Linked DNA regions of Mus musculus: regions 1, 2 and 3 are each linked to region 4. Evidence: chromatin loops called from intact Hi-C (ENCODE). Cell type or tissue: left cerebral cortex. All regions are shown on one strand.

Evidence for each region. A loop is a pair of places that touch in the nucleus more often than their neighbours do. Peaks named below come from ENCODE experiments on the same cell type or tissue, not always from the same donor. Only the 100,000 strongest peaks of a DNase experiment are listed, where the experiment ranks them.
Region 1: it touches region 4 in a loop (2.6-fold over the local background); 5 of 42 quality-filtered maps call a loop at or near these places.
Region 2: a loop joins it to region 4, with 4 times the contacts of the local background. A loop is called at or near these places in 7 of 42 quality-filtered maps.
Region 3: it touches region 4 in a loop (2.9-fold over the local background); 5 of 42 quality-filtered maps call a loop at or near these places.

Annotation. Positions count from the first base shown.
Region 1 is chr2:109,914,810-109,919,809 of GRCm38, reverse strand. Lgr4 (leucine-rich repeat-containing G protein-coupled receptor 4) reads right to left here and starts at 2,163. Exons shown (of 18, transcript NM_172671.2): 1 at 1,505-2,163. The coding sequence starts at 1,689. In left cerebral cortex, CTCF peaks have their summits at 1,533 and 2,217; DNase peaks (open chromatin) are centred at 760 and 2,248; H3K4me3 peaks cover 2,460 bases; H3K27ac peaks cover 1,034 bases.
Region 2 is chr2:110,227,227-110,232,226 of GRCm38, reverse strand. No RefSeq gene overlaps it. Among named protein-coding and RNA genes, the nearest start is that of Gm22997, 12 kb to the right of the region's middle. In left cerebral cortex, a CTCF peak has its summit at 2,352 (motif pointing left); a DNase peak (open chromatin) is centred at 2,342.
Region 3 is chr2:109,902,351-109,907,350 of GRCm38, reverse strand. Platr8 (pluripotency associated transcript 8) reads left to right here. Exons shown (of 5, transcript NR_033473.1): 4 at 693-787; 5 at 4,090-4,955. Among named protein-coding and RNA genes, the nearest start is that of Platr8, 8.5 kb to the left of the region's middle. In left cerebral cortex, a CTCF peak has its summit at 2,978 (motif pointing left); a DNase peak (open chromatin) is centred at 2,972.
Region 4 is chr2:110,360,313-110,365,312 of GRCm38, reverse strand. Fibin (fin bud initiation factor homolog (zebrafish)) reads left to right here and starts at 2,320. Exons shown (of 1, transcript NM_026271.1): 1 at 2,320-4,388. The coding sequence starts at 2,518. The coding sequence ends at 3,171. The region is part of intron 2 of Gm30319 (a long non-coding RNA gene); the gene reads right to left. In left cerebral cortex, a CTCF peak has its summit at 2,426; a DNase peak (open chromatin) is centred at 2,335; H3K4me3 peaks cover 1,211 bases; H3K27ac peaks cover 625 bases.

The DNA.
Region 1 (5,000 bases), 450 kb after region 4:
GTTCTCTTTCTGCCTGAATTCTCTATTTCCAAAGAGTTTCAAGAAACAGGAAAACCCTAGCTCCTCACCTGCCAGCCCTGCTCAGATTTAATAGACCTCTATGAGCAAATCGCTTCACATGGTTTGGTGAAAAGTCAAATATCATTTCGAAAGAAAGGGTCTTTCCAGGCATCAACAACACCTAAGACTGGGCCAAAATCTGAGACTAGGGTGCAAAGCCAAGGGTCTCAGTTCTCCACATCCCCAACCTGAGAGGGCCAGCCGAATGCCTCGGCACCACCCACCTGGAAATACAGTGATGCCCCAGCTTGCCTAAAAGGGAGTTTTCCCTTCACACGATCTGTTATTCCTTTAAAGCTACGCCTAAGAGGTCTCTTTTGATAGCTTGAAGGTAAAAAGGAAGTTTCCTTTGCCAGAGGGCCTCTCGGGGCCCCTTCCTCTCTAGCAGGTCTTTGACTGCTCCTGATTTAATCATGCAATAGGCCACACAACACGAGAAGGCTGAAAGGGCCATACAAGCTGCCCTCCGCTCAATTACCCCATTCTTTTTCTACGGGTGGCATTTGCCAACATCACCTCCAACACCTATTTCAGATTCCCCCTCTTCCCTGAGATGCTAAAGGCTCTCTGGGTCTCTGGGGAAGGAGGTGGGGAGGGTCAGAACCATCTATGCTACTCTTCCTGACCACAGGCAGCTCACACGAAAGGCTCTGCTGAAGGTACAGGCGGAAAACGGTTGCCCACCTTACAGACTGCACTGATCACATGCTCTAGAACTTTCTCTCCCAACATTCTCTACCTCAGGTCAGCATTCCTTCTTTTAAATGCCTTATTCACTAAGGATCCCCGCCCAGGGTAGGCCGAATCCTTCTCCTCCTCCCTGGGCTCTGCTCGTGGTAATGAGTCCCGAGTGGATCTGAGCTAAGGTGTCACACTGCACAGGCAGGACGGGGCCAAACTGGAAAGCGATTCCCCTTCTTAGGTACAGGTGTTTCTTCACTCCGCCTGCGGGAACCCTGGGGGTATTCAGGTGCTTCCCCATGGAACGTGCCTGGTCGGCAAACGCAGGCCAAGTTCTAGGCGCCCTCATCCGTGGCCAAAGTTTTGCCAGCCGAACAGGGGGCCGCATGGGGGAAGAGGTCACGTGAAAGGCTGCCAAGGGCAAGCGTTTCCAGCATCCTCCCTCCTGGCCCTAAATGCACTTGCGATTTGAGGTGGGGGGTGGGGGGTAGGAGGTAGTAATTGCACCCCCCCCCCCAAAAAAAAGCTGCAAAAAGAAAAAGCTCCTAGAGGTTCAGATTCAAAGTGGCTAAGTCTGGAGAGGCCAGCATACGGGAAAGGGGGCCAATCCCCCTGACCCTCCAACACACACACACACACACACACACACACAGGTGATTCGTGCACCCCCAGGGCGCTGGGGTTGGGGGCTGGGGTCGAGCCCTGGCTCCGCCCCGCAGCGCCCGCGGGTCCCTCAACCCGCAGCCCGGTCGCCCGCACTCACAGTGCTTGGGTGAAGGCGCTGAGCCCCTCCGGTACCGCCGTCAACCCCTTCCCGGAGCAGTCCACCCGACGGTCGCCGTCGCAGCTGCAGGGCGCAGCGCAGAGAGGTGGCGCCGCGCCGCTGGGCCCGGCCGAGCCGAGCAGCCCCAGGGCGAAGAAGCAGAGCAGCCGCAGCGGGCCCGGCATTGCTGCGGCCGCCGCCCGCGCCCGCCTCTCCCGCGGCTCCTCTCGCTCGACTCGCCTCCGCTGCCCTCCGCCGCACCGCGCCGCACCAGGGGCAGCCGGCCTGCGGGGCTCGGGGCCCGGGCGCCGTCCCTCGGCGGTCCGCGTGCGCTCGCTTCCTTCAGCAGTCTGCCGCCGGAGCGTTAGGACGCGGCGCTCCGCAGTTTCTCCCTTCCCGCTGCTCCATGGACGCGCACCGGCAGCCCCGCGGCTCAGGCCAGCCGACCCGGCCCAGAGCGGCTGCCCGGGCCGCGCGCTGCCATCGCCGCCGCCTCCTGTCCCGGGCCTCCTCCAGCCGCACAGCTCCTCAAGGTTGCGGAGCGCAGCCTCCAGCCATGCCGGCCAGGCGTCCCAACCCCCGCCCCAGCTCTCACAAACACCCTGGTTGTCCGCGCTCTCCCCGAGGCGGCTCCCGCTCCGCGCGTCCTTTTCCCTTCTAGGGTTGCACGCTCGCCTCGGGAGCCCCTGGCCGCCGGGTTATGCAAATCATTTAGGTACATGCAAAACTAACCCCGCTCCGGGAGCGCTATTGGTCAGGGGAGGTCTCGAGCTCATTACTATGCAGGCAGTGGAGCCATTATTGGTCAAGAGGAATGGGGCGTGTTTCTCTGGAATGAGTGACAAGGTTGTGCTGCTGCTGCTGGGGCTGGTAGTGGAGGTTCAAGTAAAAGCCCTGACTTGGCTGGATCTGCATGTCAGGTTGTGTATTGAAGGTAGACAGATCGGAAGACCAGGAGTCTGCTGTTTCCCTCCCCCACCCAGTTTTTTTCTCCCCTCCGCAGAAATTGGATCTCCTAAATTGGATGACCTGAAAAGTAAAACTCGCCTCCAGCTTTCAGACGTGTCAAATGACTCTTCGCTGTTCTTAAGGGCAAGGGCACTGAGAGCTTTGCAAACAGAGGAAAGAAATGGGGGTGGGGGTGGGGGTCGAAAAGGAGGGAGAAACATTTCTTTCTATCTGATCCAAATTTTTGAGTTCAACCGTGCACTAAATTAAAACAGCGTGACCCCTCCTGTATCTCACATCACCTCTGAGATCTTAGTACCCTTTTTCATTCACACTTGGGAGCTAAATTAGCGGTTAATCATCCATGACACCAATCAGACTTCTTTCTCCCTAAACACAAGGATGTTGAGGAGTCCAGCCAAGGAGGTGCCGGTTAACCAGCACTGGAAGAGAACATTTGAGTGCCAGCTGACTGCCCCTGAGACACCAGAAACAACTTGTGTGTTAACTATCAGCATCCCTTCCTTTTTCCCACATAATGTTTATAGAAAAAAAAAAATCAGCATTCTCAGTGCCTCTTTTCTTGCTTTCTCCTAGGCCTTTGGTTGTTTTTACTCTAGATTGTACACATTTTTAATGAACCCATTACATTAGAGCAAGAAGAGCATTAAAATATCTATACTGTATAAAGTTAACTAGCCACCTCATGCAAATAAAAAAAAAAGAAAATGTAAATAAATTAACGAAAAGCTAGCCGATTTCCTAAATAAAAAAAAAAAAATCTACCATCTCTACATTAAAGAATATGCTAAATAATAATAAAGTCAGGTTGAATCCATATACTCTAAAGTTATGCTAATGGATAAATAAATACAGACAAGTTTTAAGAAAGATGAATTTCCTCACTATAAGGTTGAAAGAGAACTTTAAAAAGAAAGACCAGTGGCGCTCAGACTTTATAGACAAGGCCTCAGAATCTCTTGGATACCATGTTCTTCTGCCCTCTGCCCAAGATCATCTCACTCCTGGTCTAGTTAGTATTTCAGAAGCCTCCGCAACTTGTTTTTTGTTTTTGTTTTTCCATTTCTATTACTTTTCAGCCAATTTCATGAGTAAATAAAGTGAGGAAAAAGTCTAATTCTAATTGATACTTAAAGTCTTTTTTTTTTTTTTTTTTTTTTTTTTTTTGGTTTTTTGAGACAGGGTTTCTCTGTATAGCCCTGGCTGTCCTGGCACTCACTTTCTAGACCATGCTGGCCTCGAACTCAGAAATTTGCCTGCCTCTGCCTCTCAAGTGCTAGGATTAAAGGCGTGTGCCACCATGCCCAGCTAAAATCTTCTTTCTTAAAAAACACAACTCCTTCTAAGGTATACTTTTTGTTATATTAAGGTAACTATACACTTCATGGATGCTTTTATTTCTGACAAATATTTATGTTGACAGAGTTTTGCTATGTAATCTAGACTGAACTCAACTCACCATCCTCCTGCCTCAGCTTCATGAATGCTGGAATAATAGTATGAATCACCATGTCCAGACTCATTTCCATGTTTCTCTCTCTCTCTCTCTCTCTCTCTCTCTCTCTCTCTCTCTCTCTCTCTCTTCAGTAAAGAAGCTCTCCTCAGTAAAGAAGTATTTCGAAGTGGCTGGAGAGATAGCTCAGTAGCTCAGAGCACTGGCTGCTCTTGCAGAAGATATCGATTCTGTTTCTAGCACGTTCATGGTGTCTCACAACTATCTGTGACTCCAAGACCAGGGCATCTGACATTCTCCCGGTCTCCATGAGCATCAAGCATGCATGTGTATATATGGTAAACACATAAACATGCAGGCAAAACACGTATGTACATCAAGTGTTTCCAAATTTTGGTAGTTATAAGAATCACATGTACAGTATAATTAAAAAAGCACAGATCTCTGTGAGTTTGAAGACAGCCAGGGCTTGTTACACAGAGAAATTTGGTCTTGAAAAAAACAAAACAGCAACAACAACAAAACAGAAAAGAAAAAGGTTCATATCCCTAACCCTAATCGTAGAGTTACTCATCAGTGAACGTCCCTGAGAATGAATCTATCTATTATATTAGTTTTTATCTCTGTGACAAGTTGTCCTGTTAGAACATAAAACCACAATGAAATGAAGAAACAACATCCAGCGCACTGTCCCAAATGACAACCACTCTCACCTAAGCTCAGGGAAGATATCAAGGATAACTCAAGTTCAACCTTCACCCTTGGCAAAGAGCAAGGAAAAAAAAAATCCAACATATTAGTCTGCTGAAGGAAGCTGCTTCTCTTAGCCCCACAGATGGGTACATTTGCGGCACCGCAGGGAGGTAAGGGCTGCAGCCTGAGAAGTGGCTGTGTTGGTACAAACTGTAACTCTAGAGCTATAGAAGCTGGAGATGGAGAACCACAAAGTCAATTCCAGCATGGGCTACACAGGGAGACTGTTTTAAAAGGAAAGGGAAGGTAAAAGTGTGACCCAGTTGTTGTGCCCTTTGTGAGGCACTGGAAGTGAAGGAAGCTCCCATCTGGGCATGCTCA
Region 2 (5,000 bases), 130 kb after region 4:
CAGGAAGGGGAAAAAAAAATCAAACAAGGTTCTGACAAGGAAGAAATAGAAGCTGACACAATAAAACTTTTTATTTTATTTTTATTTTGCATTACATCAACTTTGAATTTTCTATTCATTCATTCATGTGATTTTTTGAGACAAGGTTTCTCTGTGTAGCCTTGGCTGTCCTAGAACTCACTCTGTAGACCAAGCTGGCCTCATTCAGAGATCAAAACTCAGAGATCAGCTGCCTCTGTCACCCAATTCCTGGGACTAAGGGCACGCACTACCACTGCCTAACTTTCAGGTTTTAAGAAACAGTGAAGCACAAATATTTCTTGCCTTCATTTTATATTACTTGTTTGGATTTTAAGATTTTTTTTCTCTCTGTTTCTACGCCTATTCTATTCTGTTCTGCCCACATTTTTCTTACCTACAACCCCAAAAATATATTTCTACCTCACTTTGTCTCATGCCCCATGCTTTCTTGTACCTATTTCCTACCTATATTTCCTATAGCACAAGTGATCGATCTTTCTTCAAAATCCATCTCACTTTACAGATCTACAGAAAGGAAATTGGACTTGGTGCTTTTTCTAAGGGACCATCTACTGTGCCTTAAATATTTAAGCCTAAAATGAGACAATAGGAAAAATAGACTTAAGCTGGTTCTCACTGTTCATCTCACAGCCCTCAGAGCCTCTGCACTGTTGGACTAGTCAACCTGACAGTAGCTTAATATCCTCTTTCTAGTCTTTGACAGTATGAACAAAATTCCCAGAAATAAAATGCACCTTACACTGAGCCTTCTGCAGGCTGGCTGACTATTAGAAACTCAATAATTATGGCGTTTGAAATGTTCCAGATCCACAGCCTATTTACAATTTATCTGGGGCCATCTTCAATCTCCTTAGTAGCCAGTCTTTGCCCAATTCTGTGTCTGTGACTATTAGGTGAAAATCTTTGAAATATACCAACCTCACAGAACACTAGCTGCCACCAAAAGTTTAAGAATATGCTCAAATGGTCTTTATAGTCTATAACAGAGATTGCCTCATTTACTGTAACCAGCCACCTGGTGTTTCTGTCAATGCATTTAAAATGTGCCTTATTTTATGTTGTTACTGTGTTAACTACGAAACTTCACAAAACTGTTGTCATATGGAATTAGAAGTAAATTACATCTGCATTTCTGGCCCGTGTCCACTTCTATTTGGCTCTAGATGAAACTCTCCTACCCTTTGAGGTAAGAGTGTGTTTTGGGGTATACAACAGCATATGGCTAAGATGGCAGGCAGACTGTTCTCTATCCCTCTGTTTCAGATGCAAGAGGTGCAGAGACAAAGGGAGACTAAACATCACTGGCAGGAACCATACCCTTGTGCTTAGGAGAGTGTGGAGAAAACTCACTTATTTTCCTTCAGCCCCCGTGACCTTCGCCTGTCTAAAGAGCAGAACAGCAGAGGCTGTTTCAGTGTCTGGCTTCCCCAAGGCTAACATAAGCTGGCTGGCTCAATGTTCCATGGAGCTGAGCTGGAAAACAAGTCATTCATTGTCAAATGCAAATCTATTGCTTTTGTACAAACAAAAATAAACGAGACAAGCAAAACCTGCAAATGGTTAGTCAGCCTATGTGTCTCCAGAGTGAGGCTGAACTAGATACAAATAAATATGTGTAAGTTTATAGTTCATTAAATTGATCTACATTATGCTTAATAAATGGTCTTTTAGTTGCATAGTAAGTGGACACTGGCATCCAGCAATCTTCAGAATAAATGGACTACCTGATCTAGTATATAAATATTAGCCAGAGGAACAACTCCACCTCCAAGAAGGAAGTTTAAGACTGCCTGCTTATGTTCAAAATCCCATATCACCAGCATCACAAGGATTTGCAAGATTCCCTTGCATGTTTTATTCATAGTTGTCTATGATAAATTATTAAGACAGCGACATATTCTAAATTATAAACCATAGCATTAAATTTATGGCATTTCAAAAGCACTTGTTTATAGTTTATCATGAATTATTGCAACAACAAAAAAAATCCTATCAAGGAGCAAACAACTCTTCAAAGAATAGACAATACCTAAAGCTGGAGAAATGGAAGATAATGAGGAAACAAACCATTCTGGCATTAAGCAGGACCATGTACTAGGGGGGAAAATTCATTGTGAAGGCAGTGGAGGTAGTCCCTTGGTAAGAAAATGGAAAATACTGAAGCTACGTGTCCCCAGCAAAGTTTACAGAGGTTTTGGCATAGACTGGGGTGGAGTTTGCCTGGAGTGCGATTGATGTTTGCTCTGGCAGAGGAAACAACTGACTGAAGAAAACGAGCCTCTCAGTGTCTTCTTTAGTCAGGGACGCCATCTAGTGGCTGAGATAGAATATTAGCCCACAGTCTTTATTAAGCTCTGCTTCCTTACACAAACTCAGATAGTAAGAGCCTAAAGAACAAAGCCTGCTGGTGCTCTCTCTTTTTCTCTCTGTGAGAGGTGTGTGTCCATGTGTGCCCGTGTATCCTTGTGTGTGTGTGTCCGTGTGTGTCCGTGTGTGTCCGTGTGTGTGTGTCTGTGTGTGTGTGTGTGTGTGTGTGTGAGACTGTGTGTGTGTCTGTGTGTGTCTGTGTATGTCTGTGTCTGTGTGTGTGTACATAGAGAAAGCTCAGTGGTAAAATACAGACAGCGGTGGAAAATGGATACGGGCATAAGAAAAACAGGAAATGAATAAATACTAGCAGGAAAAGGAAACAGCATAGAAGCTCACAGGACCAGAGACAAGAGTGTGGACAAAAGGCTACAGATCAAGTCTAGTGCGCATAATTTACAGTCCTGAATGAGAGACACTAGTTGCCAGAGTCCTGCTTGCTTATACCAGCGTGTAGCTTTGAGCAAGTGTTGAAGAACCAGAAGGATTTCAGCATGTGTCTGGCAGGAGTCCTTTTGGTCACATGATCCACTGCAGGTCTGGCAAGTGCTGTGGCCACCACCCCCCTTACATGTGCTCTCAGTGGTTTAAGGATATTCCTAAGTCCGTCCCATCCCTACATCCCCAGTACTGTGGCAGCTCTTACGCTAGTGAAGCTCCCCATTCTCGTTCCTCATATCTCTACTTAAACATTCTCCACTGTTTCCTGTGCACTCTCCCACACTTAGTACCCCTGGCTGTTTGTCCCATCTTTGTCCATTTGTCCTTGTGCTGTCAGATGTTCACTCTTTTCTTCCATCTTATTCTCTCTTTACTTGGAATGTTTAAATCATATCAAATGCAAACAGCATTTTTTTGAGCATTTTGTTTTGAGACAGGCTTTCACTACATAGCACTGGCTAGCCTAGAACGTGATATGTAGACCAGGCTGGCCTAGAACTCATAGGGATCCACTTGCCTCTGCCTCCCAGGTGCTGAGCTTAAAGGCCTATGCCAAAATTCATCTGTGAATCAAAAGAGAACAAAAGCCTGACAAAGAAGCAGAGAAATGTCTCCAATAGGAAAGGAACAGAAAATGAAAATAGAGGAAGGGGATGCAGAAGGCTGGCAAATAGCAATTGATTACTTTTAGGCTGTGCCTTTCAGACTTTATGAGTCAAAGAAGCACAAATGCACATGTCTTGGAATCGTAGGTGAGCTTGCAGCAGAACTTTTCTCCCAGAGATGACTAAAACAAGATTACCCCTCTTGCTCAAGTGTTAGATGGCGGTCCACCAACTGATAGTCTGTGCCTTCTCCCTGTGACTTGCAGTCATCTGTGACTCACTTTTAACCAACAGATTCCTATACAATTACATTCCAAAGCTAGGTCAGAAAAGGGGGGAGTTCCCACCTGCTTTGCCCAGTGGGAGGCCTGCACTGAGGCCTTCAGTGACAAGTAAACTGACCAAATGTTCTGAGGCTGCCGTGTGACGAGGAAGTCGACTAGCCCACATGAAGGGGACACATAGAGAAGCCTTAAGACGATAGGCAGGGCCGGGCAGTGGTGGCGCATGCCTTTAATCCCAGCACTTGGGAGGCAGAGGCAGGCAGATTTCTGAGTCCGAGGCCAGCCTGGTCTACAGAATGAGTTCCAGGACAGCCAGGGCTATACAGAGAAACCCTGCCTCAAAGTCTATAGGCAGGAAGGAAATGAGCGAAAAAGTTATCTATCTAGGCCCTACTGTACCCAGCGATGCCTTAAACAGCATGAAAGATGCTAGAACCATCTAGTAGAGCCTTTCCCCACATCATTAACCCACTCTAAACAAGAGAGTGATAAACAGTTGTCATCCTCTGGGGTCTCCACAGGAAGGCTAACAGAGTTAACTAACCTGAACCCTTAGCGGATCCCAGAGACTAACAGCAACTGAAATCATCTGACTCAATATAAAGTCTTTGTCTCACACTATCTATACATGCACCCTCCATCTTTTCTACTGATTCTGCTCTCTAGGGCTTCCTTTTGGGCATCCTCAAGCTCCAGTCAGTACCTGCATTTTGCTTGACTCGAGCTTGATGCCATTATTCTATACCTTGTTGGGTGGTGCCTTCCAGACCAGCTCGGCTCAGTGATTCATTTAGTAAATGCTGATATCTCTAAAACAAGTAAGCTCATCCAGAACTTAGGCCTTCATCTCCAACTGTATTCTTTGTAGAGGGAATCAAGATATCTTCTAAAAAGTGTGACTTGAGAGCCAGAGCAGGGAAAATACAAGGTGAGCCTGGAGCTATGTTTGATTCAAAAAAAAAAAAAAAAATCAGGGAGAACACAGAAAGCAAAGCAGGCTGTTTAATATGAAGCAGTTACCCTGGGGTGGGGGGAGGGCATGGAGCAACCAAAGCTGAGAGGAGCTGAACAGCAAACAACATAGTATTGGATCATTATCCAGATTACAAATATCTACTAGTGCCCTTTTATAGATTATAGCTACAACCAAATTATAGCTGAAAGCAATAGTTACTCACATGGGCTACTGGGTGATGAATTCTGCTGTGAACCTTTTGTATATACCAATTATTTCTACTTTCATAGCAAATACTATTGTTAT
Region 3 (5,000 bases), 460 kb after region 4:
AAAAAAATCCATCTGGATACAATGCTTTCAGTTTAAAATTTTCCTTAATAGATTTGTTTTATGTATATGTGTATTTTGCATGCTTGGTTCCCTTGGTGGTCAGAAGAATGCAGGGGATCCAGAAGAGGGCATCGGATCCCATTACAGATAGTTGTAGCCACCATGAGGGTGCTGGGAACTGAACATGGGTCCTTCCTTTGCAAGTACAGTAAGAGTGTTTAAATGCTGCGCCAACTCTCCAGCCCAGGGTGACGTCTTTGAAAAGCACATTACCAACCCTAAATAGTACTCTGATCTCTTTGAAAAATGGTAAAGTGAAAAAACAAAAAAATCAAAAAACCAAAACAAACCAAAAGAAACCAACCAACCAAAAACCCTTCCCCACAGACAAAAACCAAACAAACAAAAACAAAAGCAAACAAAACACTAGGAGGATTTAGTCAATGCAATAGAATATTAGAATGGTTCAGGATAGATTTCTTGCGAGCCATGGCTCAGCATGTGATCCCCAGTTCCTCAGAGTTTTAAGCCTTTTATGCTTTGTTGTTTGTTTGTAAAAAAGTACGCCTGTGTTCCTTTTTTTAATTATTATTATTTTTCATTTTTTTTATCGGCTTCTCTGAATCTGTCCATTCCTGCTGTTTGGCCAAACACGATACAATTTATCTTTCCTGCTGCCTTTCCCATCCCAGGTCATGCTTAATATTAAACCATATAAAAGTCACTTTGAAGAACAACAGAGAAAGTTAAAATTCTTATGAAACTGAAGACAGGGGATGCTGAACTGGTAGGGAAACATTACAACAGCTGTCTTAGTTCGCTCCTTTGAGTTTAAAATAATGTGTTATTATTTACCGAATAATTTTAGAATCCTTTAAAGTTTTTATTATGTATAGATGTGTGTGTGTGTATACATACATGAGCATGCCATGCTATGTATGGAGTGAAAGATTGAGGACAGCTGACCAGACTCTTTGTATACCTTGTGAGTCTCTGGGATCAAACTTCAATCAAGGTATTGGCAAGGAGGCCCCTTTACCTTCTGAGCCCCCTCTCTGGCTCGACCTTCTTTTAGAAGGGTCCGCTAAGTGTCTACTCCTAAGGATCCACTCTATTCAGGACAGAAGAGTTTTGATTGATATAGTTCTGTCCACACAGAAGTCACCTGGGGAGATTTTAAACATAGACTTCACAGAGAACTTTATTGTTTTCATTCGAGTAGGTCAGAGATGGACCCTGGATTGTCAGTGTTTAAAAATTCCTGATCCTGTTGTAAGCTCTTCCCCAAATCATGGCCTCCTGCTAGAGAATGGTGCAAGCAGGGGTCTTTTTAGGCACAAACCCCAATACAAGGTTACATATATGAAATATTGATTAAAGGAAACATTAATGGGCAGGGAGTGGACTGAGGCAGGCCAAGTCTGGGTGTCGAGGTAGTGGTAGGTCTGTCTCAGGCAAGAAAGAGATGGAATGGAAAAGCCTGAGAAACTGAGGGGGAAGAGTCCTGGGGTACAATGCAGGCCTATAAAAGCTAAGCAAGGACATCCTTCATCACAGGAGCCCCAACCCACCCAGCAACAGGTCTGCCTTTCGTGTATTGGTCCTGGGATCGGTCCATAAGGCAACGCTGACCTGCCGATGGGGTGGGAATAGTCCACCCGATGTCGCTATTAGAAGGATTCCCACGGAGTCGATGGGGTGGGGATAGTCCACCCGATGTCCCTATTAGGATTCCCACAGAGCCGATGGGGTGGGGAATAGTCCACCCAATGTCCCTATTAGAAGGATTCCCACGGAGTCGATGGGGTGGGAATAGTCCACCCGATGTCCCTATTAGGATTCCCACAGAGTCAAGAGCTGCATTTTCTGGACAGCCTTGGAATTTAAGGCGTGAAGCGAAATCCCTCTATTCACTCAAATTGCATGCAATCTAATTTTATTTATGGAATTTAGGAACTTGAAGTGTAAGGAACCTAATAAAGGTTAACCTAGTTTAATCCCTTCCCTAAGTCTTGGGGGCCTAACAGCATCTCCGTGTTTACTCTAGAGTTAACGAAGGCACACATGCACAGGTAGGAGAGCCCACTTTTGAGTAGCAATGACTAGGATGTTCTGTCTCATGTTGTCTCAACCCTTTCTCCCTAACGTTTTCAAGATGCTCAGAAACAATAAATGAGACATAGAAGGTGAGAGAGAGGTCATAGCTTAAAGTTGCTCATTTCAGGCACCAGCAGAACACTCTGGTGGTAGGGCACTTGGGTTTGAACCACTAAGCTGAAGGCTGAGACAGAAGCATCTCTTCTTAGTCCACAAATTCAAGACTGGGGCACCACAGAGAGACCTTCACCTAAAGATCAAACACAATCCTTTCACCACAGTGAGAAACCATCCCCAGAGGTTAACTACATAACTCAAAGCAGCATACCTCATTACCAGGACAGCCAGTTAATATCCAGGTCAACTGCTCTTTATCCTCTATAACTGATTTAATTTTTAACTCTGATTTTTATAGGAAATAAAAGATGTTAGACAAATTTAGTGTCATGAAAGCAAATTAATCCTAGCCACCCAGATGGCCTTTGGCTTATTTACAAGAAGTTGCTGTGAGCCTCTAAATTATTCTTTCCATCTTCATGGAACTTGGATAAAGATACTCAAAGCCAAAGATAATGTTTTTGCAATTAGCATTGTTCAGTTACAAAACTGTTACTATAGACAACCCCACTAAGGCTATAGATATTCACCTCCATTGCAATTTCCTATAGGTTTGCTGACTTTTAGGTTATTATTAGGAAGAGTTCTTTGTCTACATTTGAAAAACCTTTCGTCTTTAAAAAATATAATTTTCAATTTAAGCACATTTCTAAGGACAAACTTCATTAATAAGAACTAAATTGTAGACTAGAAACAATGGCGCTTTGGTGCCACCTTGTGGTAACATCAGAGACCACCATCCCTAAACTGTGACTACGTCGGAGAACGAGCTCCCCATTTATAGAAGGCGGTGTTTGGTGCCACCTTGTGGTAAAATTAGAGACCGCCATCCCTAAATTGTAACTAAGTTGGTGAGTAAATCCCTATTGACAAAGTTGGTGAAAATTCAAATGTAGTACACATTACACTGATTTAATTTGATTTGGAAAAAATTTTTCCTGAATACTTTCTTCTACAATGCTTTTGTAAGGGCTACCAACACTGGTAGGAAGTACAGCTGCAGACGTTACAAACGTTAATATTTAACTTGAGAGAAGACTACCAGCCATGATTTGGATCGAATTAATCTTTTTTTTTTTTTAAAGATTTGTTTATTATAAATAAGTACACTGTAGCTGTCGTCAGATACCCCAGAAGAGGGCGTCAGATCTCTTTACAGATGGTTGTGAGCCACCATGTGGTTGCTGGGATTTGAACTCAGGACCTTCGGAAGAGCAGTCAGTGCTCTTAACTGCTGAGCCATCTCTCCAGCTCCCAAATTAATCTTTCTGTACCTCAGTTTCCTTACTTATTTCATCTATGGGCATCATGAATTTTAAAGTGATGAAATGAAGCAGGTGGTATAGCATGTATGAATCTCTCGGCATACATGCTCACTAAAAAAACAGGTCAAAATTTTACACACACACACACACACACACACACACATATAATTGCAAGGGTCTGAGGAGCCCTAATGTTCGAATGATAGGACTTCTTTTATAAAAGTAACACACCTCCCAGTAAATGTCTATACTTTCAATTGCATACAAAATTACACATATGGGTGGGTACAACTCCCAGGCTATCATAAAATCTCAATTTCACAAACAAGAACCAACCAACTAGAAAAACAAAATGTGTTACTGCCTCCTTATCTTCATCAGATTCAAAGGAAACTTCTGTATTATGAAATAATCATTGTATTTTAAAGTTCCATATCTATCTATGTCTATAACAAAGGCTTGACACTATATTTTACTAGGGACTCAGCTCAGTGCTAGAATATTTGAATAGTATGTGCAAAGTTCAACTAACTCTGCAGAAAGTGTCTATTTGTCTCTAGATGTTCTATATTTTATTAAAACAAAACCATTTCTGTGTTCCTTCACCTAGCCACTAATTTGAATCCTACCTTCGTGGTGACCTCAGTGTTCCTTCTGCTGGGAGCACTCCCTCGAGTGAGGATCTGACTGGCAAGTCGGGAAGAACAGTCCCTTATCTCCACAGAAGCCTGGCTGATTTTGAAGGCCACCTCTCTTTCAAGCTTAAAGTATATATAGGCCGGCCTATGCTTTAAGAGAATTGTGAAGACCAGCCATTGATGGTGGCCCGTGCAGTAATCCGTAGCGATGAACCAAAGGTCAGCCTAGGCTATAAAATGAGGCCTTACTTCAGAACAAAAAAACCTAGCCCAAAATGTGGAGTGTGTAGTAGCAGTAGGGGACTGTACCCCTGGATTATTCAGACCCCCCAAGGCTTTGCTCTCAGCATAAGGGAGACTTCAGCAATATAATTCTGGCTGAACCAATGCTTTTCAACGGGCAGTTGGATCTCAGGGGACCTGCATAATCAACAACCTCTGGCCAAAGACAAACTCATCATCCCAACTAGAGAAAGGGTTGCTGAAGATGTAGAGCCTTCTTTCAGACTAAAGACAATGCCAACTAATTGTTTAACTGATTAGGCCATGCTGATAATAGACTAAAACATGGAAAGCTATGCTCTGTGGAATGGATGAGCCTGGACAGCCACTCATGAGAACAAGCTGTTACATTGCTCCAAGTGACTATGGTTATCTCTGCCACAGAAAACAGGAACCAGGAAGCCCCTAGCTCTCAAATGTCAGGGCTCTCATCCTCTTACAAGATCTCTACTGGAATCTTTATTGCACATGGAAGAAGCCACACTGAATTCTGGTTCAGTGATGGATTCTGGTAGTGATGCCAGAGTGTGAATTCTTTTTAATAAAAGTGTTCTGCACAAACTAGTATGAGCTGGTTAGATAAACAAATGTTAGGATGACG
Region 4 (5,000 bases):
TGAGCATGCTTCAAAAAGTCTGTGTGTGTGATTTCACACGCAGAATCACTAGTTAGTCAAATGGCTCTTCATTGTCTTCCAGGAGTCTGGATTGCCTGCGACTGGAAGAGTAAAGACAAGTCTGACAACAGGGCTGTGTGCATCTGAATGAAAGCTGTCCTTTGTGCTGCAGAGGGAGACTCAGAACAGTGAATACTCATTGTGAGTAGCTCGGTTACATTTCAAGGCAGAAATAGCAAGCATCTCTGGAAACAGAATCTTCCTGCTTACATATTCTTTCCACTTAATTCCCTGTTTCTTTTCTCCACGATCCTGAAATTATTCAATATACAACATATGTTTATTTACTTTTACTTCAATTCGCCCTGCACTTCCCAGATTGAAAGCTCTAGGAAAGCCATGGTTTGTTTCTAGTTATGTTCATTGTTGTATTCTCAATACCAGAAACGGAACTTGATGAATAATAAATGTTCAATAAATATTTGATTAAATGGATGGCCTATCAAATGGCCATTTATGACAATCAATTCATAAATTAAAACCTAAAAATGGCCTCTTTTGGGAAAAAGAGGGCTTGGGGGGTTTTATTTGTTTTTAAATTTAGTGCTCTTTTTCCTGTTTCATATTTCTAGGCACAAGAACGGCTCTTAGGATACCACATGGAAGCTGAAATCACAAGTCTTAAGGGGTCTTGACGTCCATCAGGATCCTTCAGAGGAGAGCTGCACCCAGGTCAGCACTGACGCTCATCTGGCAACAGCAGCTCTATTACCTAGAATTCAGAACAACAGAAACATCGCTGTTGTTTCCAAAAACAGGGCTGATGGACCACATGGCAGCCACTGTGTCCAGGGTGGCTGTAAGCTCCCGTGTGGGGCATGTATTGTGTTACTCCATCATTGGATCTTTAGTGACTATGGTAGCTCCTAGCCTATAAAACCTTGGCATCACTTACCAGAAGCCTAGAGAAACTCGGCAAGCTCAGCAGCAATCTGGGGGCCCTTGCTCTTAAGGTACAAAACAGTTTGGGAAATATGCCCAGAATCTAGGAGATAAACTCTATAAAGGTTTCCATGTGCTGCTGATACAGTATAGACTTAGAAATGGGTTAGTTCAATCAAGAAGTACAAGTTGAAGAAATTAGCTGGGATGGACAAGTTATATGAATATATAAACAGGAAAAGCATTGGCAGAGAATGTGTACTGCCTGAATCCACAACTTAAACACTAGCAGGAGCTTCGTTGCTTTGGAATAGCTATGGAACATGGTGTTCTGAGGACATGTGTATTTATGGAGAGGCTATGGAACTGGCAGCTGGACTCGTGTTTGGGTGGCTTTTTTAAACCAGCTGTGGTAATGTCACTATTTGTGAATTAATTAAAATAAAAATATTTTCTTTCAAAGCAGTACGGTTTTTTTAACTTAAATTTAAATCTTTGTACCTTAATGGTTGAATACAATCTATGAGATCGTGTCAATTTGCTTAACGTTCTAACTGTAGATAAATATTCCAACCTCATAAGTAACTGACAGGAGACCCCAGCAGTCAAATACTACACAAAAGACTCAGTAAGGCTCACTGGAACGTTATCTAATAGATTACACAGAGGTCCCAGTTGTCCTCTTATTGATTAAACTGGAAACTTTTATTTTTATTTTTATTAGTAACTATGCACTATGAATATAAAAAATCGGTTATCTATATTCATTTTGTTTCAAAAGTATTGATTTTAATAACCTTTAAACCATTTCCAAACAAAACTATTTCCAATACTTCAAATTTTTTATTTAAAAAATAACGTTTTGAAAATGAGTAAAAAAAAATACATTTCTCATCTGGTATTTAAATGTCTGAAATGCCATTTCTCTGAAGCAATCACCTCTTTCCTAAATATGCTAATAGCAGCTGGATTTTATGTTTATAATTATCCTCTACTATCCCCATTCAAGATACGTCTTATTGTACAGGGTCTCCTTTTTCAAGATTGAAAAAAGGAGACCCTGTACCTTTAATAAAGGAACTGGTGAAAGCTTTCTTTCCAAATTTGTTCCTTGGCTTCCAAGTGACGAAACTAGCTGTAATTTGAGAGTCCTGCAATCCTCAGGATATCTTTAGCCAAGGGGAAAGAAAACGCTGCATTCCCACCCAGTCCAGGGGTTGAAACAGTGTCAGAACAGCTTCCCTTAGCTACTAGCTCCGTCTCCCTGGAGCCAGAGGGAACTCCGAAGGTGACCGCAAAGCCAGCGCCTGGAGCAGCAGGTCCCCAGTCGGTGGGTCGGGCTATCCTGCTAAAACAGCAAAGGTCCAGCCTCTCAGTAGAGAGAGGATCAGGGACGCTGAGGAGCGTGGTGCACACCGCTGCTGCGTAGAGCCACATGAAGCCTGTGGAGGAACCAGGATCAGAGAGCGGCAAGCGAGCTGCGCCTGAGGAGGGCGCCTTCTCCCGAAGCCGCTGACACCCGGGGGAACCTTTTTCCTTGTTCCTGGACTAAAACGCTTCTCCCGAATATCCAGAATGGTGTTCCCGAAGTTGATCTGGATGGGTTTCTTTTGCCACCTGTGTCGAGGCTACTTTGATGGCCCCCTGTACCCAGAAATGTCTAATGGGACTTTGCATCATTACTTCGTGCCTGATGGAGACTATGAGGAGAATGATGACCCCGAGAAATGCCAGCTGCTCTTCAGGGTGAGTGATCGCAGGCGCTGCTCCCAGGGGGAAGGGGGCCAAGCCAGTAGCTTGCTGAGCCTCACTCTTCGAGAGGAGTTCACAGTACTGGGCCGCCAGGTGGAGGATGCTGGACGCGTCCTGGAGGGCATCAGCAAGAGCATCTCCTACGACCTGGATGGGGAAGAGAGCTATGGCAAGTACCTGAGGCGGGAGTCCCACCAGATCGGGGATGCCTACTCCAACTCTGACAAGTCCCTCACTGAGCTGGAAAGCAAGTTCAAGCAGGGCCAAGAGCAGGATAGCCGGCAGGAAAGCAGACTCAATGAGGACTTCCTGGGGATGCTGGTCCACACCAGGTCCTTGCTGAAGGAGACACTGGACATCTCTGTGGGGCTCAGAGACAAATACGAGCTGCTGGCACATACCATCAGGAGCCATGGGACCCGCTTAGGTCGACTGAAAAGCGACTATCTGGAGGGTGGGGCACAGAAGACAGGCTAATATTTCCATTGTAACTGCTTCATTTTATCCAAATTTGCACTTTCAGAACACGTCTGAAGTCATCTTTCGAAAAGAAAGAAAAATTTTAATAAGTTGAGTTATTCTGATTTTAGTTTGGTTTTGTGCATTATTTATGTTATTATTAAGGATTTTTCACTTGCAAAAAAAAGCAATTTTAAACTAACCCCTGGGTTATTTCCTAAAGGGTTTTATTGCTCTAACAGAATCTCTTCTTTCGACTCCATCTAAAGGATGCATTTGTGTGGAAAGACTGATTAAACTTCCACATCCTGGCGGGGGACGAGGTGCGTGGCTCCTTTGCATCAGCAGGCTTCTCTTTGGTCTCTGAAGGCTGAGATGCCTGATTTTCAGATGAGGTCCCAGGTGTGTGGCATGCCTGCCAGACAAGGAAGTTCATTGATTCTCCTTTCGCTCTTATTTATTTACCATGTTCTTAGTTGTTTCTGTTTTGTTGTAAGAGTGTTATTGAGAATTTGCATGCAAATCACCACCAGTAAGATGTTCAAAGTTCCATTGTGGGTTTGTGTAAGTTGAAGATGCAACATTTAAGATAGCAAAACTTTAGGGTGGTTGCCCACTCATGATGTGTCTTTCACTTCACCATCAAAGAAACAGATTGCTTAACACTCAAGTGTCTATGATTTAAGTTGTCAGCATGTTTTTTTCTTCTTGGACTCAGATAGCATTGCTTCCTTTTGTTTATTGAAAACTTATATTTCCAGAGGGAGGGTCTAACTATAGAAATCCCTTATGTACATTTTATTACTCAGCCAATAAATGTTTTCATATAATACTGGCTTTTTTTCTAGTTTACAGTCATAACTCTCATATTTCAGAGAGGGACTAGTGCAAAGGAGAGGGGAGATAGGATTGAAGCCAGTTTATCAGAGTATATGATAAGGATGAGATTTTAAAAAGAAAAACAGAGGGAGAAGGTGCTGTATTTTTGAGTATCTTACCCTGTCTGCTCACATACACCATCCTAGTAAGGGGTAGTGGGATCTAGCCTGTACAAGAATTATACATTTGATTTCCACTCTTCTGATGGAAAAATCTTAAATTTCTCTCATTTTTCATAGACTCCATTGGAAATGTGTGACAAAGGTCCATATCTCCTATGCACTCATTCTGTGTTAGTGATGCCTAACAATTTGAAAGCTATTTCTATGCTCTTAAAATAAATGAATTAAAATGTGAAAATGCATTTTATTTCAATTCTTCCCTGGGCCAATATTTATCACCACCTTAAATATACTTTCTTTCCACTTGCATCCACACACAAAGTATGCAAGAGTTCACATTCTGTTCAGCAGTGATCCCATTTTTCTATCCTCTATGCAAAGAAAGGATTTATCTGCTATATACATTTGTCTCAGGGTTACTTTAAAGGGCTTCCTTCTTTAAAGGAAGGACAAAAAATATTGATCAGAACAAATATGATATTTGGTACTTGAGTTTGTAAAGTCAGATTGCTTCCAGCCTGAAAATAACAATATTGCCCCAAAAGCACTCAGCTACAACATACAGACAGACAAATCAAATGGAATCTTCTTATTTTGCCTGTTGTAATAGGATATTGGAATGTATTGAGGCTGGAAAATGGTTTTTCTTCTGCATGTCAATCTCAATCAGTTGTTAATGGCTGCCCACCAGCTTATGTTAAGAAGGATCTCATAGGCACAAATTTGAGTGCTGCTAAAATATAGAGATATCCCCATGGGAGCAGGAAGAGGTATGATGACATATCTGCTACAGACCTGAACACTGAAACAGACTACGGGCAAGCTTCTTTTTGTGCTAATATTATG